Regions from separate parts of the Homo sapiens genome. Here region 2 is linked to region 1. The links are chromatin loops, found by intact Hi-C in ENCODE. Cell type or tissue: CD4-positive, alpha-beta T cell. All regions are shown on one strand.

Region 1 (5,000 bases):
CTCCCAACAAACCCATCAAGTTGACTGTGACTCTGCAGTGGTATTTCATTGTTGGCTTATTTTTCTTTTCGTTTGCTAGTGTTGTAGGTATAATAATTCTTAAAAAGTGATTTTTAAAACCCATCCAGAATCCTAGCTAACTTTCTACTGCTCAAGTGCCCAGGATCTATTTGGCTTGCCTCTTGTCTCTTCCTGGTGGCAGCTGACTGATACCCAGATACCCAAGTCAGGCAGGTGGGCTAGCTGTAGAATACCCCTCCACTCAGGCCTCTCTGTCCTTCCAAAGGAGGGTTTGGTGGGTGGGGCAGATGTGAGAACTGGAGGCGTCACTGGGGCCTTCTTTGATTCAGGAACAAGAATGTTCATACATTGCTGTTGGGGGTGGAAAATAACATAATTCTTACAGAGGAAAAGTTGGCCCTAAAGATACAAAGGCAAAAATACAAAAAGACATATGCATATTGCTGCAATATTTTTAATAGCAAAGGGCTAGAAACAACCCAAATGTCAATCAGGAGTGACTGGTCGAATAAACAATGGTATGCTGTCATAATGAAGCATTACAATGGAAAACATACTATATGGTTCTATGGAGTGACAGCCAATATTTTAAGCAAAATAGAAGGGTCCAGGAAAGTGTGAAATAGCATGCTATCATTTATCATTTGTTTATATTGCTTAAATGGAAGGATAAAAGGGGAAATTTGATTACAGCAGAAGAGAAGCAGGAAATAGGGTGGAGGGAACCGGTCAGAAGATAAACTCTGAATACATTTTGTTCTGTAGATTTGACTTTGGAACCATGTAAATAGTTTACATAATTATAAAACAAAGTTAAAATTAAAAAGCAATCTCTAAAAATTTCAGGAAAATGAAGGAGGTATAATCAGTAAATCCTGATTCTAGTTTGGAGCATGCCACAGAGAGGGGAACCATTCCAAGTAACTTTACAACAGTAAGTTGACTGTCTGTCCCTAATCGCATAAATGCTGAGGACACAAAGAATTGAAGAAAAAAAATGATTTTAGCTGTTTTTAGTTATCACATTTGTGTGTTAAGGTTGGCATTGTTCTTATAAGAATTTTTTTTAATGTGTAGTTATTTTGGTGATGTTTAGAAGGAGGTTTTCAGAATGAGAGAAAGAGAGCAGATAGAGGATCAATGAAGCTATGTTAAAAATGAAAACAAGGCCAGGCGCGGTGGCTATGCCTGTAATCCCAGCACTTTGGGAGGCCGAGGCGGGCAGACCACTTGAGGACAGGAGTTTGAGACCAGCTTGGCCAACGTGGCAAAACCCTGTCTCTACTGAAAATACAAAAATTAGCTAGGTGTGGTGGTGCATGCCTGTAATCCCAGCTACTCAGGAGGCTGAGGCATGAGAATCACTTGAACCCAGGAGGTGGAGGTTGCAGTGAGCCAAGATTGCACCACTGCACTCCAGCCTGGGCAACAGAGCTGGACTCTGTCTCAAAAATAAAATAAAATAAAATAAAACGAAAACACTACAAAAAAATAAAAATTTGCTGGGCATAATGGCATGGACCTGTAGTCCCAGCTACTCAGAGGCTGAGGTGGAAGGATCGCTTGAGCCCAGGAATTTGAGGTTGCAGTGAGCTATGGTTGTACCATTGCAGTCTACTCTGAGTGACACAGAGAGACCCTGTCCCTATGCCAGTTCTCCCCTCTAACTAACAAAAAACCCACAGTAGTCCTGAATTAAATTGGAAGTATCAGCATGAACTCATGTAGTGTTTTATCTTAAAAAATACTAATAATACATATTTCCTAGCTCTAGCCACTAAAGCCAAGAAACTATGATGTAACCACTACCAATGAGCACTCTGAGCACTCAGACCTTGATGTCTAATTACCATCCCCCACTAGAAGGAACCAGGGATTACTGGGAGAAAACAGCTGATTTCAGGGCAGGGGCAGAAAATATACAGGATGAAAAAGACTACTAGGGTCATGTCAAAAGGAATCAGCCACCTCGAAGCAGCTCCCAAGAACCAAAGATAGAACAATTTGAGCAAAAACAAAGACAGTAGCTGTAATTACTATTAATACAGATGATAACACACATGATAACATCAGATATGTTTCAACCATGAGTTCATAATGTACTCAAAGAAGAAAACAACTCTCACAGGGCATGTTGGAAAGATGCCTGTGAACCATCTCATTTTGAAAACTGAAAAATAAAGGGAGGAAAGCCAAGAATCAATCCTACTTTTCTTATACAAACCAAATCTCAGGGTAACCAAATAACTGATGAGAGTGTGTTTCTCTTTATAAAGTATGTCAGCTAATAAACAAAGAAAAAATCAATAGCACTAGAATATTAATTGCAATCCCTACAGAAGTAATGGATCTGTGCAATCTGCGGGGGCTAACATCAGAAAAGAGAGGCAACCAGATATTTTGCTCCTCCTACTGGAAGCATCTGTCACCACCAATAAAGTAGTCTTGCCTAAATAAATCTAACTTGAATCTGACTAACTCTCTAGATTTATAAGAAATAGAGAAGACAGAGATGCACTCAGAAAAACTCATACTGTGAAAAATTCTACAATATAAATGACCCTATATTTTGTCTTCCAACAAACCTTCAGATTATTCCAATATATGCTGAAGTGTGAGACCCACTGCTACAGATTAAAAAAAGGCTTAAAATGCATATCAATAAATCACAGTGCATAGACCTACTGCAAGTAAACAAAAAAATATAAGCCACTCAGAGAAATGTCAACGATGGCTGAATATTTAAAGGTATTAAGGAATTAATGTTTTAGATGTGAATGGCATTTTGGTTATCCTTTTTTTAAAAGTTGTCTTTTAGAGATACATTCTAAAATATTTATAGATGAAATGATAGGATTGGGAATCATCATGAGGTGGGGTGATAGCAGATGAAACAAGTTGGCCATGTGTTCATTGTTGAAGCTACTGATTCAGACATGGGGTTCATTATACTATTCTTTCTACTTTTGCATATGTTTGCAACTTTGCATGATAAAAAGTCTTAAAGCCCCTCCCTCAAATAATATGAAACTATATTACCTGGAAAGGGGTGCAAATGAATTCTGGTTAACCAGTAGTTACTCTTAGTACAGAGTGGAGCTCTGAAAGGACAAAAGAAAAGTTGATTCCATAGAGGAGAGTGAGGAGAGAGCATATAGAGAACAAGACACTCCACAGGGAGAAGTGCCCAGCCATTATCCACAAAAGACCCATCATCCACATCATCCACAAGAAGTGCCCAGCCATCATTGTCCACAGCCATCATCCACATCCTAAGCAGTCAGCCATTTGTACTTTGGTGCTGTGGGCACCGGGGCTGGGTGCGTGATTTCATCAGTGGGAAGCAGGTTTGATGACGGCAGATCTTGGTGATGGAAATTGTTGCTTTAAACTGGGCTGTTTGGCATCAAAGCCCTATCATATACCAGTTTAGAGGGCACCTGCTCTGGAGACTCCCCAAACACTCCCCACCTTCTGGCATGTGAGAGGCTTGTCCCCCTGAACACATCATATCTCAATATATCCCACATATATCCCACATCATATGTCATCATATCTCACATATGATGTGTGTGATGTGTGGGCTGTCCCTAGCCCACAGCTGTGACATCTCCCATTCAGGAACCTGGCCAGGCCCTTAGACTCTTCCGCCTGGTGTTGTGCACATGGGACTGGGTGGTGTGCAGGCTTCTGGCCCAGCATAGCTACATTTAGAAACATAAGGCTGTGGATAATGTTTTAATGAAGTCTTGTAACTTTAGTTTGCATGTCCTTTTTCTGTTGTTAGAGATCGCAGCTGAGCCCATGGGAGAAGAAACATTTCAAAAGCAACTCTTGACTGTGTCTCAACCTTTGTCCAAACAACAGTACAAGAATAAACCATCTTAGAAACCATCTTGATGTAGGGCTTGATCATTGAACTAGTGACACACTTCTGGCTCCATCTCATACCAGGGCAAATACAAAGATTTAAATAAAATATGTGTGAGGAAATCTCACCAGCAGCTTGACATGTAATTAGATAATGAAACTTTCTTACAGCTTCGCTACCTCTTAAGTTTTAGCTTGAATGATCTTCCCCACCCTACCCCATACCCCATCCTACCACACCCCACTCAGCTCTGGCCAGTGTTTTCTCTCTTTGATCACCTGGAGGGCGTCACCCTGTAGTGAATTCATCAGAAACAAAAGGCCATGGAATCTATGACAACTCAAGCATTTTCCTAAACTCTCCACGGCCAGGTATTGTCCTTACCAATCTCCCATGTGGTCAAAACAAATTTATAATGTGGAACAGTCCCAAACATCACCTCTGTGTTCTCTGACTCATTTATTCCAGTGTATCCAACCCAGACAGGAAGAGAGTCAGCCACCCCCTCCTAGAAGGAAGTGGGCTGTCTCATGCTCAGGTAGAAGTCAGGCGGGCAGGAAGGAGCAATCACTTTTATTTTTTCAGTTATATTACCAGGTTATGTATTTGAGATATGATTTCTCAAAAGGGAAGTAACTCAGGCAGAATCCATGCTTTTAACAATGGGTCCTTGGTCTAGAAGGATCTGCGTGGGGTTTAAGGCCCTCCTGTGACTCTCTGATGAGAAGGCAGGCAGGCAGGCATGTCACAGAGGAAAAGGCAGATAAGAACAACGTGCTGGGTCATGGGAGGAGACTCCACTTCCTATGCCACATGCGCAGAGGCATGACTAGGGCCCCCCGCACGACTAGAACCGTTTCATTCATAGCAAGCCTGGCTACAAAAAGGCAGAAGGGCTGATAGTCACCTGACACACATTGCCACCTTTTCTCTCCCCAGCTAGTTCAAACTCACAAGGCCATTTGCACAGCATTTTGGAAAGCCACCCATCCCCTGGATGAAAAAGTTTTAAGAAAGTTAGTGCATAATCTAAGGGAAGGGCCTCAAAGCAGAAAAAAAAAAAGAGTGATGGCAGCAGTTGAGTTTTGTGGCTGCTCTTCCGTGCTAT
Region 2 (5,000 bases), 68 kb after region 1:
CCCGGCTAATTTTTGTATTTTTAGTAGAGACGGGGTTTCACCATGTTGGTCAGGCTGGCCTCAAACTCCTGACCTCGTGATCCACCCACCTCGGCCTCCCAAAGTGCTGGGATTACAGGCGTGAGCCACCGCACCTGGCCAATAATACCTTAATTTATAAGATTTTAGTTCTGAGTAAAACCAATTTTAATAGTATGCAAAACACTTGCTCCTGTATGGCTTCTCTCCTCCTCTCCTTTATGCTGCTATTGTCACGAGTTGTATTTTTACACATTATATGCCCATCAACTTAGATTTATCAATAATACATGTTTCTTTTAAATATACTAGGAGAAAAAAAGAGTTACAAACAAAAATACATTTATACTGTCTTTTATATTTGGCTAGTTATCTTTACTGGTACTGTTTTATTTCTTCAAATGTATTCAAATTACTGTTTAGTGTTCTTTAATTTCAGCCCAAAGTACTTACTTTAGTTTTGTTTTTTTTGTTTGTTTGTTTGTTTTTGAGATGGAGTTTTGCTCTTGTTGCCAGCTGGAGTGCAATAGCACTGTCTCAGCTCATTGCAACTTCTGCCTCCTCAGTTCAAGCGATTCTTCTGCCTCAACCTCCTGAGTAGCTGGGATCACAGTTGCTCACCACCACGCCTGGCTACTTTTTGTATTTGTAGTGGCGACGGGGTTTCACCATGTTGCCCAGGCTGGTCTCGAACTCCTGACCTCAGGTGATCTACCCGCCTCAGCCTCCCAAAGTACTGGGATTACAGACGTGAGCCACCGCACCTGGCCTACTTTAGTATTTCTTGCATGGCAAAACTACTAACAACAAATTCAGTTTTTATCTCAACTGTCTGTATTTCTATTCATGTTGAATGGATAGTTTGCTTGGATATAGAATTCTTGACTGACGGTTTTTCTTTCAGTACTTTAAATATATCATCCCATTGCCTTCTTACCACCATAGTTTCTGAGGGGGAAAAATTAGTTGTTAATGTTACAGAGGATTTTTACTAGGCAATGAGTCACTTCTCTCTTTCAAAACTCCATCTTTGGTTCTGGTTTTCCATCATTTGATTATGATGTTTCAGTACAGATCTCTTTGAGTTTATCTTATTTGGAGTTTGCTAATCTTTCTGCTTAGGTAGACTGTTTTTTGTCAAGTTTGAAAAGTTTTCAACCACTATTTATTCAAGTATTTTTCTTCCTCTCTCTTCTTCTTCTCGTACTCTCACCGTGTGTGTCTGTATGCTTGAGGTTGTTCCACAGGTCTCTGAGATTCTGTTAATTTTTCTTCATTCTATCTTCTTTTTGTTCCTCACACTGAATAATCTCAATTGACCTATATTCAGATTCACTGATTTTCTTCTACCTGCTCAGATCTGCTCTTGAGCACCCTCTAATAAATGTTTTGTCTCAGTTATTGTACTTTTCAATATAAGAATTTTCATTTGGTTCATTTTTATCATTGCTATCTCTATTGACATTATTTGGTCAAACATCATTCTCATACTTTTGCATTTATACTTTTTTAGCTCATTGAATACTTACAAAACAGCTTACAGTTTTTGTCTAGTAAGTCAAACATCTGGTCTTTCTCAGGAACATTTTGTTTTGATGCTCTTTTTTTTCTTGTGAGAGATACACTGTCATTTCTTTGCTTATGTCATAATTTTTTGGTAAATACTAGACATTTTAAATAATATAATGTGGTAACTCTGAAAACCAGTTCCTTCCCCTTCAATGGTTTGCTGTTGTTACTACTTGTTGTAGTAGTTGTTTAGTGAGTTCTCTAAACTAATTCCGTAAAGTCTGTATATTTTGTGATATGTGGTCACTGAAGTCTCTACTCAGTTATGTAATGGTTAGACAATTATTGGACAGAGACTTTCTTAACCTCTCGGAACCAGTAAATCTCCCAGTCTTTGCCGAGGTGCTTGTGTGTATGGTGGGGCACACCTTCAGCACTCATTCAGGCAGTTTACAACTAACTCTGCCTTAGCCTTCACTTCTTGTTTGTGGTCTTTGCTGAGCATGCAGAGCCCTATGCATGCATGTGACCTTTTAGATTCCTGTAAGTATGTTGAAGGTTTTTCAAAGGCCTTATGGTCATCTCATTCTTTAGACTTTCCTTTTAAGGTTTTTGGTCAGTCTGTTGTTTGCTTTGAATGTTATTTTTTGCTTTAGGCAGCTGTGACATTAAAAAACATGCCTGTGAATATTTTTAATAAGTATCCCCTGGAAAGAGGCATTTAGCACTGGGAAAGCTGTGACTCAGGTCAAATAAAGACAAGCCTTTCCAGCAGACTCCACTGAACCCCAAGAAAATCTCCACTTATCAAATGAAGAAACAGAGAACTGGAATTATGACCATGTAGAAACAAGAATTTGGAAGCTGAAAAGACAATGAAGTCATATGAAATGACGTAGCAAGTGGTCACCAAAGTATATAAAATGTATTTCAAGTTTTGATGCCCAGTCCAACCCTTCTGTGGCATCTCTTTCCCCCTGACAATAAGGACCAGAGGTGAGAAAAACAAACTAGGAGGCAGTCTTCAACCCTGGTCTGAGGGAACTGTAGCCAGTGACACTTTCCTGGTCCTCCATTTCCTCATTTGTAAGATGATCTTAGAGGCTCTTTCCAGCTTTAAAGTTTTAAAATATACCAAAATAACTGTTTTTCCAGGGCAGTGCTGTGTGAATTATTTTTAAGTTTTTTTCTTCATCCCCAAATTTGTTTAGTGGCATTTGGTAAGTAAATTTATAAAATCTGTAAAGGGAAGAATTAGAGAAAAGAAAAAAAGATTAGAACTCTTCAAGAGACATTACTTTGGCACCACCTGCTGGATAGCTTTCACATTTTTTCCTGTGCATAAACTTCCATTGCAGCTTCTTGTTTTTTCAAAATGATTTTAAGGAAATACTGTCAAAATTATTTACATCTGAAATCAGATATAAATCAGGTCAGCCTCTGACCAGATGTAAATATCAGGTCACCTCTGTTAATGTAGCTGTACATTCCCTATCACTTAAGGGGCATAAAACTTGCTCTGGGTAACTTCATCTTAATACAAGTGAATCAATCCTGGAATGTGTTTGAATTTCATATGCCATTTGTTTCAATTGAGTCTCAGTCACCCCTCAATCATTGCTGTACCTTTCACATTAACCTTAGCTGCCTCCTGAAGGCTATGCACCAGGCACTTTAGATACATTGTCTTACTTAACCTTCTCTAACAAGCAAACAGCACTTTGTTAACCGAAACTCCTCTCTCCTCAGGACTTCGAGGACAACCCTTCTAGGATGATTCCCACCAGTATTATACCAGCCTTGCCACCTGCCAGGATGGTAAACTATCAAATTATTTAACCTCTCTCTCAGTTTTCTAATCTATGAACCAAGGGAACTAATACTTCATTGGCTACTGTGAGAATACAGTGGTTACCAAAGCCTGGCACTCTGCAAGTGCTCCCAAGTCTGCCAAAATGGTCATCAGTCTTATGACAACAGCCCTTCCTTTCCCTCTGGGACTATCCATCTTGTCCCTCTCACTCCTCACATGTCAAAGGTGGGAGAATGTCCATGAAGAAAATTCTCCATGTCCCATCTACTTACAGCAAGATGGATTTTTTAAATTAATTAAGATTAAGCTGTGAACCAAGACACACTTTTCTAGATTTTCTGATACATAGTCTAAGGCACTATTATTATTATTATTATTATTATTATTATTATTATTATTGAGAGTCTCGCTCTGTCGCCCAGGCTGGAGTGCAGTGGCACAATCTCGGCTCACTGCAAGCTCCGCCTCCCAGATTCACGCCATTCTCCTGCCTTAGCCTCCCGAGTAGCTGGGACTACAGGTGCCTGCCACCATGCCCAGCTAATTTTTTTCTATCTTTAGTAGAGATGCGGTTTCACTGTGTTAGCCAGAATGGTATCGATCTCCTGACCTCGTGACCCACCCATCTCGGCCTCCCAAAGTGCTGGGATTACAGGTGTGAGCCACTGCGCCTGGCCAAGGCACTATTATTTTTACATATTTATGTTGAATATGTTTCTTAGAAAATTAGGGGTAAAAATTAGGCCCTAGGGTATGGTGGGTCCGCAAGATGGAAATAAACCCCGGGTGTCTGAGGGACATGTGGAGGAGGGTGGCCCTTCCCACCTCTATACCTACTGAAGAATTGTCACATGAGCAAGAAATAAACTTTTTGTCTTAAGTTTCTGAAAGGCTAAAATCAAGTTGTGACCACAGCCTGGCTGAGCCTCAACACTAACCATGTATGCCACCCCAGTGCTTTTCCACTCAATCCTTTCTCTACTTTTTTTTTTTTTTTTTTTTTGAGACGGAGTCTCGCTCTGTCGCCCAGGCTGGAGTGCAGTGGCCCAATCTCAGCTCACTGCAAGCTCTGCCTCCCGGGTTCACGCCATTCTCCTGCCTCAGCCTCCCGAGTAGCTGGGACTACAGGCGCCCGCCACCACGCCCGGCTAATTTTTTGTATTTTTTTTTTAGTAGAGACAGGGTTTCACCATGTTGGCCAGGATGGTCTCGATCTCCTGACCTTGTGATCCACCCACCTTGGCCTCCCAAAGTGCTGGGATTACAGGCGTGAGCCACTACGCCCGGCCTTTTTTTTTTTAAATTATCTTTATTTCAAAATAATAATTAATTATGTAATTATTTATGTAATTAAGAATTATGTAATTACTTAATTCTGTAACTTTACAGAAAAGTTGGAAGATAGAATGCATTTTTTCTGAACCATGAGAGTAAGTTGCTCTACCTTATTTTTACATAGATAAGCATTCACATATGTGCCACTGCATCACAGTTCTTATAAGTATTTTTATTATAAATTCTTCATAATTTAATGGCTATACAATATCTCATAAAGTAGCTGGTTAAACCATAATTCACTTAACTATGATATTGTTTGTCTCTAATTTTATTTCTACTTTAATATTATAATAAACACTTTTGTGGAGAAACTTTATTCTGT

Evidence for each region. A loop is a pair of places that touch in the nucleus more often than their neighbours do. Peaks named below come from ENCODE experiments on the same cell type or tissue, not always from the same donor. Only the 100,000 strongest peaks of a DNase experiment are listed, where the experiment ranks them.
Region 2: it touches region 1 in a loop (4-fold over the local background); 9 of 110 quality-filtered maps call a loop at or near these places.

The regions. Positions count from the first base shown.
Region 1 is chr2:112,187,663-112,192,662 of GRCh38, reverse strand. FBLN7 (fibulin 7) reads right to left here. Exons shown (of 8, transcript NM_153214.3): 8 at 4,445-5,000. Among named protein-coding and RNA genes, the nearest start is that of FBLN7, 52 kb to the right of the region's middle. In CD4-positive, alpha-beta T cell, a CTCF peak has its summit at 2,410 (motif pointing left); DNase peaks (open chromatin) are centred at 4,392 and 4,692; H3K4me3 peaks cover 1,181 bases; H3K27ac peaks cover 3,252 bases.
Region 2 is chr2:112,119,698-112,124,697 of GRCh38, reverse strand. No RefSeq gene overlaps it. Among named protein-coding and RNA genes, the nearest start is that of FBLN7, 16 kb to the left of the region's middle. In CD4-positive, alpha-beta T cell, CTCF peaks have their summits at 2,579 and 2,782; a DNase peak (open chromatin) is centred at 2,837.